Regions from separate parts of the Homo sapiens genome. Here region 1 is linked to region 2. Evidence: read pairs that join two places in POLR2A ChIA-PET (ENCODE). Cell type or tissue: PC-9. All regions are shown on one strand. Links, peaks and the distances in the headings refer to the core of each region. The heading gives the core; the rest is flanking DNA.

What was found. Peaks named below come from ENCODE experiments on the same cell type or tissue, not always from the same donor. Only the 100,000 strongest peaks of a DNase experiment are listed, where the experiment ranks them.
Region 1: POLR2A ChIA-PET joins it to region 2 with 7 read pairs; 3 of 35 experiments call an interaction of 5 or more read pairs at or near these places.

The regions. Positions count from the first base shown.
Region 1 is chr18:21,496,733-21,504,407 of GRCh38, reverse strand. It overlaps GREB1L (GREB1 like retinoic acid receptor coactivator), which reads right to left. Exons shown (of 33, transcript NM_001142966.3): 22 at 4,102-4,679; 23 at 3,766-3,868. Among named protein-coding and RNA genes, the nearest start is that of GREB1L-AS1, 50 kb to the right of the region's middle. In PC-9, for the core only: no CTCF peak of the experiment used is centred there; no DNase peak of the experiment used is centred there.
Region 2 is chr18:21,436,684-21,444,358 of GRCh38, reverse strand. GREB1L (GREB1 like retinoic acid receptor coactivator) reads right to left here. Exons shown (of 33, transcript NM_001142966.3): 8 at 4,722-4,838; 9 at 3,971-4,090; 10 at 2,822-2,959; 11 at 1-135. All of the region lies in intron 1 of GREB1L-AS1 (GREB1L antisense RNA 1), which reads left to right. Among named protein-coding and RNA genes, the nearest start is that of GREB1L-AS1, 11 kb to the left of the region's middle. In PC-9, for the core only: no CTCF peak of the experiment used is centred there; a DNase peak (open chromatin) is centred at 4,628; H3K27ac peaks cover 3,167 bases.

The DNA of each region.
Region 1 (7,675 bases), core at 1,278-5,277, 61 kb before region 2:
TGTACCATCACACCTGGCTAGAGTTTTAAAATTTTTGTGAGAGATGGGGTCTCCCTGCTGCTCAGGCTGATCTCAGACTTCTAGCCTCAAGCCATCTTCCCACCTTGGCCTCCCAAAGCACAGGGGATTACAGGTGTGAGCCACCCTGCCCAGCCAGAGATGGTACATTTAAAGTGCCAAGACACGCTGGACATGGTGGCTCACACCTGTAATCTCAGCATTTTGGGAGGCCGAGGCAGGCAGATCATTTGAGGTCAGGAATTCGAGACCAGCCTGGCCAACCCTGTCTCTACCAAAAATACCAAAATTAGCTGGGTGTGGTGGCACATGCCTGTAGTCCAGCTACTCAGGAGGCTAAGAATCACTTGAACCCCTGAGACGGAGGTTGCAGTGAGTTGAGATCGTGCCACTGCACTCCAGCCTGTGTGACAGAGTAAGAGTCTATCTCAAAAAATAAATAAATAAATAAAATAAAGTGCCTAGACAGTTGCAGGCACACAGCTGGTGTCTAACAGATATTTTTTATGATTGGCCAGGTGCAGTGGCTCACACCTGTAATCCCAGCATTTTAGGAGGCCGAGGTGGGTGGATCCCCTAAGGCTAGGAGTTCGAGACCAGTCTGGCCAAAGTGGTGAAACCCTGTCTTTACTAAAAATACAAAAAACTAGCTGGGTGTGGTGGTGCATGCCTTTAATCCCAGCTACTTGGGAGGCTGAGGCAGGAGAATCGCCTGAACCTGGGAAGCAGAGGTTGCAGTGAGCCAAGATCGCACCACTGCACTCCAGCCTGGGTGACAGAGCAAGACTCCATCTCAAAAATAATAATAATAATAATAATGATAATAAAGTGCCAAGACAGTTGCAGGCACGCAGCTGGTGTCTAACATTATATTTTTTATTAGTGGCCAGGTGCAGTGGCTCACACCTGTAATCCCAGCACTTTGGGAGGCCGAGGTGGGTGGATCACATGAGGTCAGAGTTTGAGACCAGGCTGGCCAAGATGGTGAAACCTCACCTCTACTAAAAATACAAAAATTAGCTGGGCATGATGGCGTGAGCCTGTAATCCCAGCTACACAGGAGGCTGAGGCAGGAGAACTGCTTGAACCCAGGAGGCAGAGGTTGCAGTGAGCCGAGATCATACCACTGCACTCCAGCCTGGACGACAGAAACTCCATCTTAAAATATATATTTTTTTATTATTAATAATAATAAAATGTATAAGATGAAAAAGTAGCTTAAGACAACTTTCAAAGGGAGAAAAGAAACTTTCCAAAAAAGGCTAAAGATTGGAGGTACAGCTAATATCTTTTTAACACATATAATACATTTATTTTTATATCCCTGAACTAAAGTCTGCACTTTCAAGCCTAGTTTAGTTTTTAAAAAGGTGTCATTGTGCCTCTTGAGAGCACCATTGCATTAACCTGCACTAAAATGAGGGAGAAGGGAGAAAGCCAAACTAACAGTGTTTCTTACTACAAAGGTCAAACAGGCTGTAGCAGACTCTCACAGCTCACCGGCACAGAGTAAGAGTCAAGATCACTGTAGCATGATCTGAGGAAAAAAATCAAAGGCATCACTCTGCTGTGGTGCCAGCGAGCCTGGCGGGAGAGCTGGCAGAAGGGCAGGCCTCGACTCCCGGTCTGCTTGGCTCTGGCTTTGCCCTTCTGGCTCAGCTCTTTCTGGGGGCCTTGGGGTGTTTTGAGGCCAACCTGGTGGGCCCGACGATCTAGTGCAGCTTAGCTGGGAAAAAAACAAGGAGATGTAGATGGGAAGATGAATTCGTGTGTGTGTCTAAAAACATGTATGTGAATTGATGAGAAATGGAAACAGGCCTGAAGCCATAAAAAAGTGGTTAAATATGGCTGATTTTACCTACTCTTGCTCGGCCCTAAACTAGTTTCTTGGGCTGGTCATGGAACAGGTTCAGCTATTTAGGTAAAACAAGTGAGGTGAGATCTCCAAGAGCTAATTTGGTAGATGATGCCAAGGGCTTTCCCTATTCCAGACTCATCTTTGAGAGGCTTGAGAGGAACTTCCGCCTGGTTGCCTCTACTTCCTCCCCACAGTTCCCTGCCAGCACAGTCAAATTGGTGGGAGGTGTGAAGCCACAGTTTTGAGCCACACTATTCTTCTTCTTCTTTTTTTTTTTTTTTGAGACAGAGTCTCGCTCTGTCGTCCAGGCTGGAGTGCAGTGGCGTGATCTCAACTCACTGCAAACTCCGCCTCCCGGGTTCAAACAATTCTGTGCCTCAGCCTCCCAAGTAGCTGGGATAACAGGCACCCGCCATCACCCCCGGCTAATTTTTGTATTTTTAGTAGAGACAGGGTTTCACCATGTTGGTCTCGAACTCCTGACCTCAGGTGATCCGCCCGCCTTGGCCTCCCAAAGTGCTGGGATTACAGGCGTGAGCTACTGCACCGTGCCAGTGCCGAGCCGAGCCACACTGCTCTTAGCGGCAGAGTGGAATCAACTCCCTGGTGCCAGCTGGGGAAGACAGCTGGAGTGGTCTTGGTATGCCCACTGGCTTCCACAGCCCTATCAAGCACCTGCCCTTGTGTCTCAGTGCCGATGTTTTGTTCATAGTGCCAGCATTCAGTTCTACACATAGAAGTTTTCATCTCATTATAGTAATCCCGTGCCTTCACTCAGAGCCTATGGGTAAAATATAAGACATACTCTGACCAATCAACAAAGGACTAGTATCCAGAATACAAATATGCCCTGGATCCTGAAGCAGTTGAATACTACAACTCGAATTTTACAATAGTTAACCATCTAGGCAATTAATCTACCTAAAAAGCCTTTATAAAACACTTTTTTGCAGCCATAAAAAAGAATGAGTTCATGTCCTTTGCAGGCACATGGATGAAACTGGAAGCCATCATTCTCAGCAAACTAACACAGGAACAGAAAACCAAACACAGCATGTTCTCACTCACAGGTGGGAGCTGAACAATGAGAACACATGGACACAGGATGGGTGAGGGGCAAGAGGAGGGAGAGTATTAGGACAAATACCTAATGCATGCGGGGCTTAAAACGTAGATGACGGGTTGGTAGGTGCAGCAAACCACCATGGCACACGTATACAGCTGTGTAACAAACCTGCACATTCAGCACATGTATCCCAGAACTTAAATTAAAAAAAAAAAAACAGCCCAAAAACCAAAACGCCTTTTTGCCCAGCACCTCGCAGGACATTGTAAAGAGGCTAAAAGTAGAATACACCATCCCTGACCTCAATGAGCTAAAAAAGGCTACAGTTTACTCAGAACTATTTGCCGGGCACATTCTTTTTTTTCATTTCTTTCTTTCTTTCTTTTTTTTTTTTTTTTTGAGACAAAGTCTCACTCCATCACCTAGGATGGAGTATAGTGATGTGATCTTGGCTCACTGCAACCCGCCTCCTGGGTTCAAGTGATTCTCCTGCCTCAGCCTCCTGAGTAGCTGGAATTACAGGTGTGCACAACCATGCTTGGCTAATTTTTATATTTTCAGTAGAGATGGGGTTTCACCATATTGCCCAGGCTGGTCTTGAACTCCCCATCTCAGGTGATCCACCCGCCTTGACCTCCCAAAGTGCTGAAATTACAGGCGTGAGCCGCCATGCCTGGCCTTGGGCACATTATCTTTAGCCTCCCAATAACTCTGCAGGTTAGGTACTGTAGAAATCCCAGAAGCCAAAAGCAAGTTCCCGGGATTTGCAATTCAATGTCTTTGTCTCTTGCCCCTCTGCCCACTCCCTGGGCTCAGCACTCACCGGTGTTGATCTCCTCCTCATCATACACGTCCACCTCCAGGAGCCTGATGAGCATGCGGAAGAGGATCCTGAGGAACTGTAAATAGGAGCCCGTCTTTCCCACCTAATGGAAAGATTTTTAATTGGGGAGGAGTGGAGGCGGGAAAGAGAGGGGAAGAAAAGAGAAAAGAGATTTCACACCTTGGCTCTGCAGTGTCTCCTGCCTGAGAGGCCTGAATGAGGTCCTCACTGCTCTGTCACACCTGCTCCACCCCCAAGAGGTTTTCTGGCTTCTACTTCTTGAGGAAGACGCGCCAACCCCAGCCTAAGAAACGGCCCCGGCTGGCTTGGCCCTACCTGTGGGGGCCCTGTCAGCAGGAGCCGTCGGGGGTGGAAGTTTCGGGTGCCAGAGGCCGGGTCCAGCTGGTTGCTATAGTCAGCGTGGTGCTGCCGGGCCAAGGTCCACTGCCTGTAGTAGAGGGACTGCTCCTCACTGCTCATGTCCTTGTTCAGGAGTGGCCGCAGGGAGCTCACCCAGGCCACGTCGGCGTGGGGCAGCAGGGAGGAGGAGGATGGCAGCTTGCCACTCTTCTGGGAGCCCAGGAGACTGTAGGCCGCTTTGGATAGGATCACCACTGGTGGCAGGGCTGCCTGTGGGCCCCGGCAGCCTCTGATGGGCTGTCCCGGCCATGGGAGGGTCCTGGGTCCTGAGGATGATGATGACGGCTTGGAGGTGGTGCTGCTCGCCATCTGGGGGCCCAGGGAGTCACATTCCTGCTTCAGAGTCTCCCCGGCTCCGGCTCCAGCTGAGCTGGCGGAGACCCCTTCATCCAGCCCCAAGCTGGTGGCTGGGCTCTGAAAGCTGGGGGTCAGGGACTGCTTCTGGGACTTGTCAGCTGTGCTGGAAGAGCTCACTCCATTCTCCATGATGGAACCTGTGAGAGAACAGACAGAACCCACCCCACAGCAGCTCTGTTACTGATCTAGGGTGTGGAAGCAGACAAAGGCCAGGAAAGCAGTGGACACTGGGCTCGGCTCCGCGGCTGCAGACCCTGAGCAAGAAATCTTCTCTTTGCCGCTCTCCACATTGCTCCGTGTTGCTTCCTTGCCCTGGCTTCTCAGTTGGTTTGGCCAATGGCAGCCACCAGCAGGAGATGGGGTGCTTCTTCTGTGGCTTCCCCCTGCATGGTCTTCAGGGGTGAACCACCTTTCTCTACTGTGGGCTGCGGCTCAGGTCTGGAGAGGTGCTCCCACCCCTCCCTGTGTCAGGCCCACGGTGGCCAGGGCTCCCTGGGGTTAACCACCCCCCAGCACAGCACACCTCTTGCTCCTTTTCCAAGTTCTGTTCACATCTTAGTAAATAGTCCCTCTACTAAACGCTCCTCAAATGACCTGGTTTGGGTCTGCCCTCTGATTCCTCCCAGGACCCCACCCAAAACAGGCTCCACATTCAAGTCCTGTCCTGGCAGCACTGGCTTCCTTCTAGGGACTGAGGGCCTCATGCCTCTGGCTTCAGATCAGCTCCCCAGACTGCAACCCCTTCCATGGACTCCGAAGCTAGGGTGGGGGATGCCCTGCGCGAAGTGGGACATAGGCGTATGCGACTCCAAGGCCGGTGGCTTTTCCCTAAAGTAGCCCCACATATTTGACCAGTTCCTTTCAAGTGTGTTTGTCCTCCTAACAGACCAGCCACTCTTTGGTTTAAAGACAAACCAAAAGCTCAACTAAAGGCCCTCTCTGAGCTCGGCTTGTTGCTGCCCAGACAGGGAGGTCGAATCCCAACCTTGGGAGATCCTGAATGAACAGCCATCAACAAGACATGATTAAAACCCGCCCCTTCACTTGCTCAGCTGCCTGTGTCTCTCTGCCTTGGGGGAGAGCTTGCCTTCTCCCCGCAGCACTGTGCATTCTGGGCAGTGAACCTCCCCGTCACCCTCTGAGTCAGCCATGGCTGGGGTCCCTGTGCTCTGTGTCATGAGCATGGCCTGTAGGGAGGGACACAGTAGCCAAGGGCAAACCACCTTTGTGAGTTCAGCAGAGCAAGGCCAGGGAAGCGCTCACTTTGTGGGGCAGCTCAAGTGAGGGAGAGGAAGGAGTGGGACGGAAGAACCACAGGAAGGAAGACAGGCTGTGCTCCTCCTCCTCATGCTGGTATCCAAAAGCTTCCAGGTGTTATCCCCCACCCCCCTTCTGTGAACCTTTACTATCCTTCAAACCCCTTGACTCTATTCTGAAACTGCTCTCAGAGAGAAAACTGGGGAGCCTGTTGCGATGGGGTTGAGGCAGGCAGAGTGGTCCACATGGTCAGCCCTAACCCCTGGCTGGGGGAGCAGGGCAGCTCCAGCAACTCCAGGCTGAGGGTCACTATCAACAGCAAACCCCACAGACCCCTCCTCTTCTGTTCCTGCCCAGAGCCATCCAGCAGCTGCTGCCAGAATGGACAGGAAGACCAGTGCTGCTTTTGGACAAAATTATGGTGTGTTCGCATGTATGTGTCAGAGTGATGGAAGGATCTCAATGATAGCTCAAAAAAAGGGTGAGAGGCTGGGCGCGGTGGCTCACGTCTGTAATCCCAGCACTTTGGGAGGCTGAGGCGGGTGGATCACCTGAGGTCATGGGATCGAGACCAGCCTGGCCAACATGGTGAAACCTCATCTCTACTAAAAATACAAAAGTTAGCTTGGTGCGGTGGCGGGTGCCTGTAATCCCAGCTACTCAGGAGGCTGAGGCAGGAGAATCGCTTGAACCTGGGAGCTGGAGGTTGCAGTGAGCTGAGATCGTGCCACTGCACTCTAGCCTGGGGGACAAGAGCGAAACTCCATCTCAAAAAAAAAAAAAAAAAGGGGGGGGGGTGGTGAGGGGAGAAGGAGGGGCATGTGACCCAACATTAAGAGTGATTACTTCTGGAAGTGGGCGTGTGTTTCATTTTTAATCTCAGAATTCTCTGTACTTTGTTACATTCTCCATGTTTTCTTTCTTCTTTCTTTTTTTTTCCCTCTCTCTTTCTTTCTTTTTTTTTGAGACAGAGTTTTCCTCTTGTCACCCAGAATGGAGTGCAGTGGTGCGATCTTGGCTCACTGCAACCTCCACCTCCTGGGTTCAAGTGATTCTCCTGCCTCAGCCTCCAGGGTAGCTGGGACTACAGGCGCCCGCCACCATGCCCAGCTAATTGTTTGTATTTTTAGTAGAGATGAGGTTTCACCATGTTGGCCAGGCTGGTCTCGAACTCCTGACCTCAGGTGATCCACCTGCCTCGGCCTCCCAAAGTGCTAGGATTACAGGACCACTGCACCCGGCCGACATTTTCCATGTTTTCTGCATTAAGCTTTATTACTTTCATAATCAGAAAAAATGGAAAGAGTGCTGCATTTGCTATAATACAATTTATCAGAAGAAAATTCATGCCAGGCACTGCCATAGACCTGCAGTAATGCTGCAAGACAGAGGCCGGCAGGCTGCAGGGTGGGCCTTCACCATTGACAGTGGCCCCAGAGGAGCCCTCAGCATACAATGCTTGCTGTTAACTGTTTAGAAAAGCCATTCATTCATTCATTCATTCTAGGAAACATTTTGTGCCAGGTACTAAGCCATTTAGCACAAACATACAGCTTCAGGACCTGGAAGAAAAACAGGGCCTTTGTGCAAATATGAGATGCATAATAACCATGAGAAGATTAAGGGTAGAAAAGACTAGGGAAAATGGTACAGGCTAGGGTTGATAAAATTGTTTTTAGCCTATTACCAAGCTCTTCCTTAAATGTTTACCCAGGAAAGTATTTTGTGGCTGTTCAACAGTCATGTTTTCCAAGCATCTCCCACCTGGAGCTGGGTCTGGAGAGGATGCCAGTCCCTGAAGGCTCCTCTGAAGGCCGTTGGGGTGTCAGTAAATGCCTCTGCCTTCCAAATTCCTACACACCTCCTGACTCATGTC
Region 2 (7,675 bases), core at 2,257-6,256:
GAAATTGGCTGCCGGTCAACCCTAATTTTTCCAAATCTTTGTTTTCCAACTGTGGAATCTTGTAGCAATTCACCAGCAGAGGACTCACAACAATGTCACCAACATTTCCATAGAAATAGGGTAAAGTGCCATAGCCTGTCCCAATAGAAGCAGGTCAGTACAGTTCAACATTTCTTTTTATGGTCCAACCAGGTACACTTGCTCAACGACGATCAAAGCTGCTTAACAAAATTCCCTGCCCTCTGAGATAGCTACCAAACAAATCACTCAAACATATCAATCCCAGGGAATTCACTTGGATGCTCCAAATTCTATCCTTATATTAAGTTAAATGAACAGGAAAGAAAATACAGTTGGCCCTCTATGTCTGTGGGTTCCACGTTCAATCAACCGTGGACTGAAATAGTCAGAAGAAAAAATTCCACAAAGTTCCAAGAAGTGAAACTTGAATTTGCTGTGGGCTGAGTAGTACACTGAATTCATGTGAATGACGTGATGTGTAGGCACTGTATTAAGTATTACAAGCAATGGAGAGGTGGTTTAATGTATATGGGAGGATGTGCATAGGTTATATGCAAATACTGTGCCATTTTATATGAGGGACTTGAGGATATTCGATTTGATATGGGACGGGGCCTGGAATCAATCCCCCAGGGATACTAAGGGACAACTGTACTCATATTATCTCTGTTTCTCATGGAAGGAACATGTTAATATTTTGCTGGAAGACTGATGAGTTTGCAAAACATGTCTGTATCCTCTGTAAAACTGCAATGATAAAATATTTCTGATAAAGTCCCTGATCAAGTTTATTTTCAGATAAGAAATCAGAAAACAAACAAATGACAATATGGCTGGGCAAGGTGGCTCACGCCTATAATCCCCGCACTTTGGGAGGCCCAGGCGGGTGGATCACCTGAGGTCGGGAGTTTGAGACCAGCCTGGCCAACATTTTCACCTTTAGTAGAGGCGAAACCCAGCCTCTACTAAAAGTACAAAAATTAGCCAGGCATGGTGGCATGCAACTACATGGGAGGCTGAGGCAGGAGAATCGCTTGAACCCAGGAGGCAGAGGTTGCAGTGAGCCGAGATCGCGCCACTGCACTCCCGCCTGAGCCACAGAGAGAGACTCCGTCTCAAAAACAAAAAACACTGGCCAGGTGGGGTGCAGCTCACGCCTATAATCCCAGCACTTTGGGAGGCTGAGGCAGGCAGATTGCTTGAGGTCAGGAGTTGAGACCAGCCTGGCCAACATGATGAAACCCCATCTCTACTAAAAATACAAAACTAGGCTGAGCGTGGTGGTGCACGCTCGTAATCTCAGCTACTCAGGAGGCAGAAGAATCACTTGAACCCAGGAGGCGGAGCTTGCAGTGAGCAGAGATTGTGCCACTGCACTCCAGCCTGAGTGACAGAGCAAGACTCTGTCTCAAAAAACAATGACAAAAAACAAAAACAGAAACAAATGACAATACATGTTTCACTTCCTGAGATTTCCTTTCCTTTCCCCTTTCCTTTCCTTTCTGACACTATCCACCTGGAGATATTCCTGAGATTTTCTTTAAAAAAAAAAAAAAAAAGTAAGCTAAATTCATTGATTAATAGCAAGATTCTTCTAGTTTCAGGTGCTTGGAGATCCCTGTTCCTTTGTTATCTTAGCTATTTTTGTGAGGTTGTCTTCCTAAATGTCAGTAAACAGTCTCAAATTGTTTTGAAATAGATAGGATAAAATATGTCCAAAATATGCTCTGTTTTGGTGGTTGATGGAGAGGATAGTCCCTCTGTGAGACTTTCTAAAAGGCAGGCACCAAAGGACCAAAGGGTCCCACGTTCTATGCATCTTTCCAAAGCTTAGTGGCACTATGTTAATGTTCAAAAAGAGCTTCCTAATCTATACAGCATTTAAGCAACTGGGATCCCCTCAGTACCTACAGATCTAGGATTAGCAGATAAAGCAACCAGGTAAAGGACATGACTCCAAGCAAAACCATCCAATTAGGCAGGCTCAGGCCAACCCAAAAAGCAAATAACACTGCATGTAAACACACCCTAAAGATGTGGGGAACTTAAACACCCTATCTATTTTGTCCTTAAGGTAGAGCAAGCAGTCTCCTTCTGGCCTAGGCCAGCCCTAAACCAAGGAGTCTCCTGAAATGGGTATGAAAAGCACTAAGTTAGTCCTGGAATGTAGGGACCCCTAAATGTCTATACCTCCACTTGTAGACCACCTGGAAGGACTCAGCCTCCTCAAAGATGCTAAGGTTCAGACCTGCAACTGTAGGGCCTCTTGGTTCTCTTGAGTAGGGTCTTTCAGCTGGCTTGGCTTGTTTCATTTCTTTGTGGTTTGGCTCCCTTTGACTGGAATGTCTCCTCCCTGACCTTGTCCACTTTGACCAACCTTCAGGACCCAGCTTAACCAACACCTCTGGGAAGTCTTCTCAGATCCCTCCAGGCAGAGGTAAGCCCTCTCTCAGAGCTCTGAGTTCTGGTTGCTCCTGGTTGTGAACCTCTAAGGAGCTCACATGTCACAGTGTGCTATAATGGTATCGCCCATGTGTTGTAATGCTTATTTACCAACGCTGGTGGCTCATGCGAGGTGAGACTCCCCCACTAAACAGTGCTCCTTGAGGGCAAAAAGACTTTGCCTTATCCTCAGCTCCTAATCACATGTTTAATATAGCATGAAAGAGCTGACCAATAAAAGCTGACAGAATCAACAGATGGATGAATATCTTCATGAATACATGAAAAAACACAATGAAATGGAAAAACACTCCTAGATTCCAGCAGACACAGGCAACTTGGAATTCCATTACCTTACCTATCAGAATTACTGGTCTAACTCCTGAGTTACTCAGCAGGTTTTCAGGAACAATTACAGTTTCCCCTGCAGGAATGGGCCTGGGTTGTAAAATTCCAGTTAGTGGGGTCTGTGGAACTGGGGCAGATAAAAGGGGCTCTGGAAAAAAAAAAGTTTGACAAGAAAGATGGCGTGAAAACTAAATGAAATACAATAGAAAGCAATGCAGTTTTAATACTTTTAACAGAGAAGCATTAGAAATCTAATGGTTTGTTGTGTTTTTCATTAGGTTTATTGTGTAAAGTGATAAGTGAAAAAAACAAAAGGAGAAAAAAAATTAACCATAATCATAACATGTGGCTACAACTACTATTTAGCATTTTGCTGATTTTCCTTCCAGTTGTTTTTTCCATATGCAATATTTTGGATCCTGTTTGGTATCTTAGCTTTCCCCCCAAGATTATCAAAGGCATATATCTGTTCATTACATACATTTTGAAAGGTATAGAAAAGTGTGAAGAAGGATGAACTCATCATTAACCAGTACTACCTACAAGCAACCATAGTGACAGACTGGCATAATTATTTGTGTATATAAGATGTCTATGTAGTCTTTAAAACTATTTATTTAAACAAACATTTAAATAACTCATTTATGTCTTAAAACCAGTATATTTACAATTGTCTGTGGTTTGTTCAGCAAGGTAGACAAATGTTTGAACTGTGGATACCAAATGGCTACAGTTAGGTGTTCTGAAAGAGAGCCAGTTGGTTTTGGTTTTTCAGGTTTCTAGCCACAGACTGAACCATCCAGGTCAGAAATAATAAGCGTGGGTCACATAAAGAACCAGATAACAGCAGGGAAAATCTAACACCACTACTAGCAAAACAAGTCCATATATGCTCTATGATGGTGGGTTGGTAGCATTGTGTCCCATATAACGAATGGCTTTTCAATGCTATGGGTTGAAATTAAGCCAAAGGTTGAATTCAGATCAGTTGTAATGATCTTGTGCATGTAGGGAAGGCAAATGTGATCGGGACAAAACATTAGCTACTATCAATATCCTCATATAACTCATTGTCAAGAATTCAGGGAAAGAATGGAAGTAGAAGATATCTCTGCTAATTAAAAACACACTTACAATCCATCTTCTGTTAAAATCTTACCCGTTCTTGAAAGAGGGCGAACTGTAGGGACAGGTACAACTAAGCCAGGTTGGGGGAGAGGTGACCCAGGATACCATCCCCGGTGTCGTTTCTTTGGTGGCCCAGAAATGAACATGGTAGCTGAAGACAAACAAAAAAACAAAAAAAAGAGATAGTCTTGTTCTCAGCCATGTGGAAGAAAGGAAAGAACGCCAGAGTAATATAAGTAATACAGAACCTTTAATTTGATTATACTCAGAAAGTCTAAATCACTCCTTTAGAGGTAAAGTTTAAAAAAAAGCCACATTAGTAACCTAACATTACAATAACAGCCACTTAACATCTGTATGTTGTTTTACAGTTCCCAAGTTTATGTAGGTTATTTCATTTGATTCTACCCACAACCTTGTGGAGTTGTAGGGCAAATATTGTTGTTATACCCATTTTGTAAAAGGAGAAAGGAAAGTTCAGATTTGTTCAGGATCACACAACAGAGAACTTTGAATCCTGTACTTTAATCAGCTAAACCCATGGTTTTTCAAGACACTTCCTTATACATTTGTTTCAACATTATTTCCCAGTTAGGTCATCCACATAGAATCCCAAGATATTTACTCATTACTGTTCACACCAATTACAAACTTTCAAAACACTGTATGACGAACTGAGAAAAAACTCTAGAGTGTGTTGCCAGATAATTCATTACAAAATCTGGAGCACTTGTAACCACTGGTAAGTGCATTATTACAAAACTCTACGACAGGCATTGTACCTTGATCTCCTGATGCATAGCTAGGTCGTGGTGACAAAGAGTAATTCCCTGTGTGGGCTGGAGTGGAGCTGGATGCACTGCCCTTCCCTCCATGGCTACTGTTTCCATTAGCAGCATCTGTAGAACACAAGGAGAGGAGTGCTCAGAACAGAGGCTGGGCGGGGCACTGCTTTCTGGGATGCTGGAACCATCTGATAGACCTCACACTCTAGGATTCCAAGAAACCTCACGGATAGGACTCAGTCCAGTTATACAAAACCAACTGCAACTGTCAGAGGAAGATCTTCATTAAAATTAAATGTCACTTAGAAACAATTTCCTAGGACCCCAAGAGATCTTCTGGAATCAGTTTCAGTGAAGTCTTTGGAGATGATGGGTGGGAGGAAGGGAAAAAAATTCTTATATACACTTTCTTAACTTTGCATCATGGAAAGTTTCAAACATATAGAAAAGTAGAGAGAATAGGATAATAAACATCTACATACCCACCATCCAATTTCAACATTTACCAACACAGCCCATCTTGCTTTATCTATACCCTTACCTCCGTCCCCTCCACATACACACATGCATGCTGTGAATTATTTTGAAGCAAACCCATATCATTTTTGTACATAAATACTTCTATGTGCTTCTTTCTTTCTTTTCTTTTCTTTTCTTTTTTTTTTTTTTTTTTTGAGACAGAGTCTCACTCTGTCGCCCAGGCTGGAGTGCAGTGGTGCGATCTTGGCTCACTGCAAGCTCCGTCTCCCAGGTTCATGCCATTCTCCTGCCTCAGCCTCCCGAGTAGCTGGGACTACAGGCGCCCACCACCATGCCCGGCTAATTTTTTGTATTTTTTTTAGTAGAGATGGGGTTTCACCGTGTTAGCCAGGATGGTCTCGATCTCCTGACCTCATGATCCGCCCGCCTCGGCCTCCCAAAGTGCTGCGATTACAGGCATGAGCCACCGTGCCAGGCCTTTTTTTTTTGAGACAAGGTCTCACTGTCACCCAGGCTAGAGTGCAGTGGCGGGCTCAGAGCTCACTGCAGCTTTGAATTCCTAGGCTTGAACGATTCTCCTGCTTCAGCCTCTCAAATAGCTGGGACTATAGGAGTGTGCCACCACACCTGGCTAATTTTTAAGATTTTTTTTTTAAGAGAGAGCATCTTGCTATGTTGTCCAGACTGGTCTCGAACTCCTGGCCTCAAGCAATCCTTCCACCTTGGCTTCCCAAAGTGTTGGGATTACAGGTGTGAGCCACCACACATGGTCTTATGTATGAGTTTCTAAAAGAAAAAGACTCTTTTAAAAATAACTGTAATATCATTGCTATACTTAAAATTAGCAGTGATTAATACTTTCTTTTTTTCTTCTTCTTCTTTGAAACAGGGTCTCACTCCATCATCCAGGCTGGAGTGTGGTGGTGCAATCACAGCTCGCTGCAGTCTTGACTTCTGGGCTCAGGCGGTCCTCCCACCTCAGCCTGCCAAGTAGCTGGGGCTACAGGCATGTATCACCATACCTGGCTAATTTTTGTATTTTTTTCTGTAGAGACAGGGTTTCCCAGGCTGGTCTTGGACTCCTGGGTTCAAGTGATCTACCCTCCTCAGCCTCCCAAAGTGCTGAAATTATAGGCATGAGCCTATAATAAACATCTACATACCCACCATCCAATTTCAACATTTACCAACACAGCCCATCTTGCTTGATGGCATGAGCCACCGCATATAGCCAATAATTTCTTAATATCATAAAATATCCTATTAGTATTCAAAAATTTCCCCAACTATCTTTTAATTATCTGTTAAAAAATATTTTTTTAAAACAGTTGGCTTGTTCAAATTGGAACTCAAAAAAGATGCACATACTGAATTTAGTGGCTACGTCCCTGAAACCTCTTTTAATCTATAAGATGTCCTTCCTTTTCTTTCTTACAATTAATTTGCTGAAAACCTGGCAGAATTTTCCATTTTCTAGATTTTGCTGATTATATACCTGTGGTGTCACTTATTCTCTTGTCCCCTGTATTTCTAATAAACTAATTATTAGATATAGAGGTTTGATCAAATTCAGGTTTTTTTTTTGGCAAGAGTTATAAGTACTGTGGTATACAGTACTTCCATCAGGAGGCACATAAGCCAGTTTTCTCTCTTCTTATGATATTAAGATTGATTAGTAGGTTCAAAAGTTGTCAGCATAATCCTTGGCATTATAAAGTTGTTCAGCCTTTCATCTGATCGCTTTAGTAACCATGATGATTACTGATCTATTACTTGATTCTTTTAATGCTGTAAAAACTTGATTCCATTGTTCAAAGTCTGTAATCCAACCAGAAGATAGATCCTGCAAGAATTGTTGGACCTGAGTAAGAACAAAAGTGGGCTGTGTAAAGTATGATGCCTAACTGTTGAAAAATTTCCAAAAATGGCCAGGCACAATGGCTCACACCTATAATCTCAGCAATTTGGGAGGTTATGGCAGTAGGATCACTTGAGCCCCGGAGTTTGAAACCAGCTTGGGCAACATGGGGAAACACTGTCTCTACAATTAAGAAAGAAAGAAAAAAGAAAAGTTTCCAAAAATGACAGGCTCTCTTTATGCTCATTCTTCTACTTCTCTTAAAATTTCTTCTACCACTAAACTTGGCTGGGTGCCATGGGTCATGCCTGTAATCCCAGCACTTTGGGTGACTGAGGCTGGCTGATCACTTGACTCCAGGAGTTTGAGACTAGCCTAGACAACATAGCGAAACCTTGTCTGTACAAAAAATGCAAAAATTAGCTGGGCACGGCAGCATGTGCCTATAGTCCCAGCTACTTGGGAGGCTGAGGTGGGAGGGTTGCTTAAGCCTGGGAGGTTGAGGCTGCAGTGAGCTGAGATCGCACCAGTGTACTCCAGCCTGGGTGACAGAGAGATACCCTGTTTCAGAAAAAGAAAACACACACACACACACACACACACACACACACAC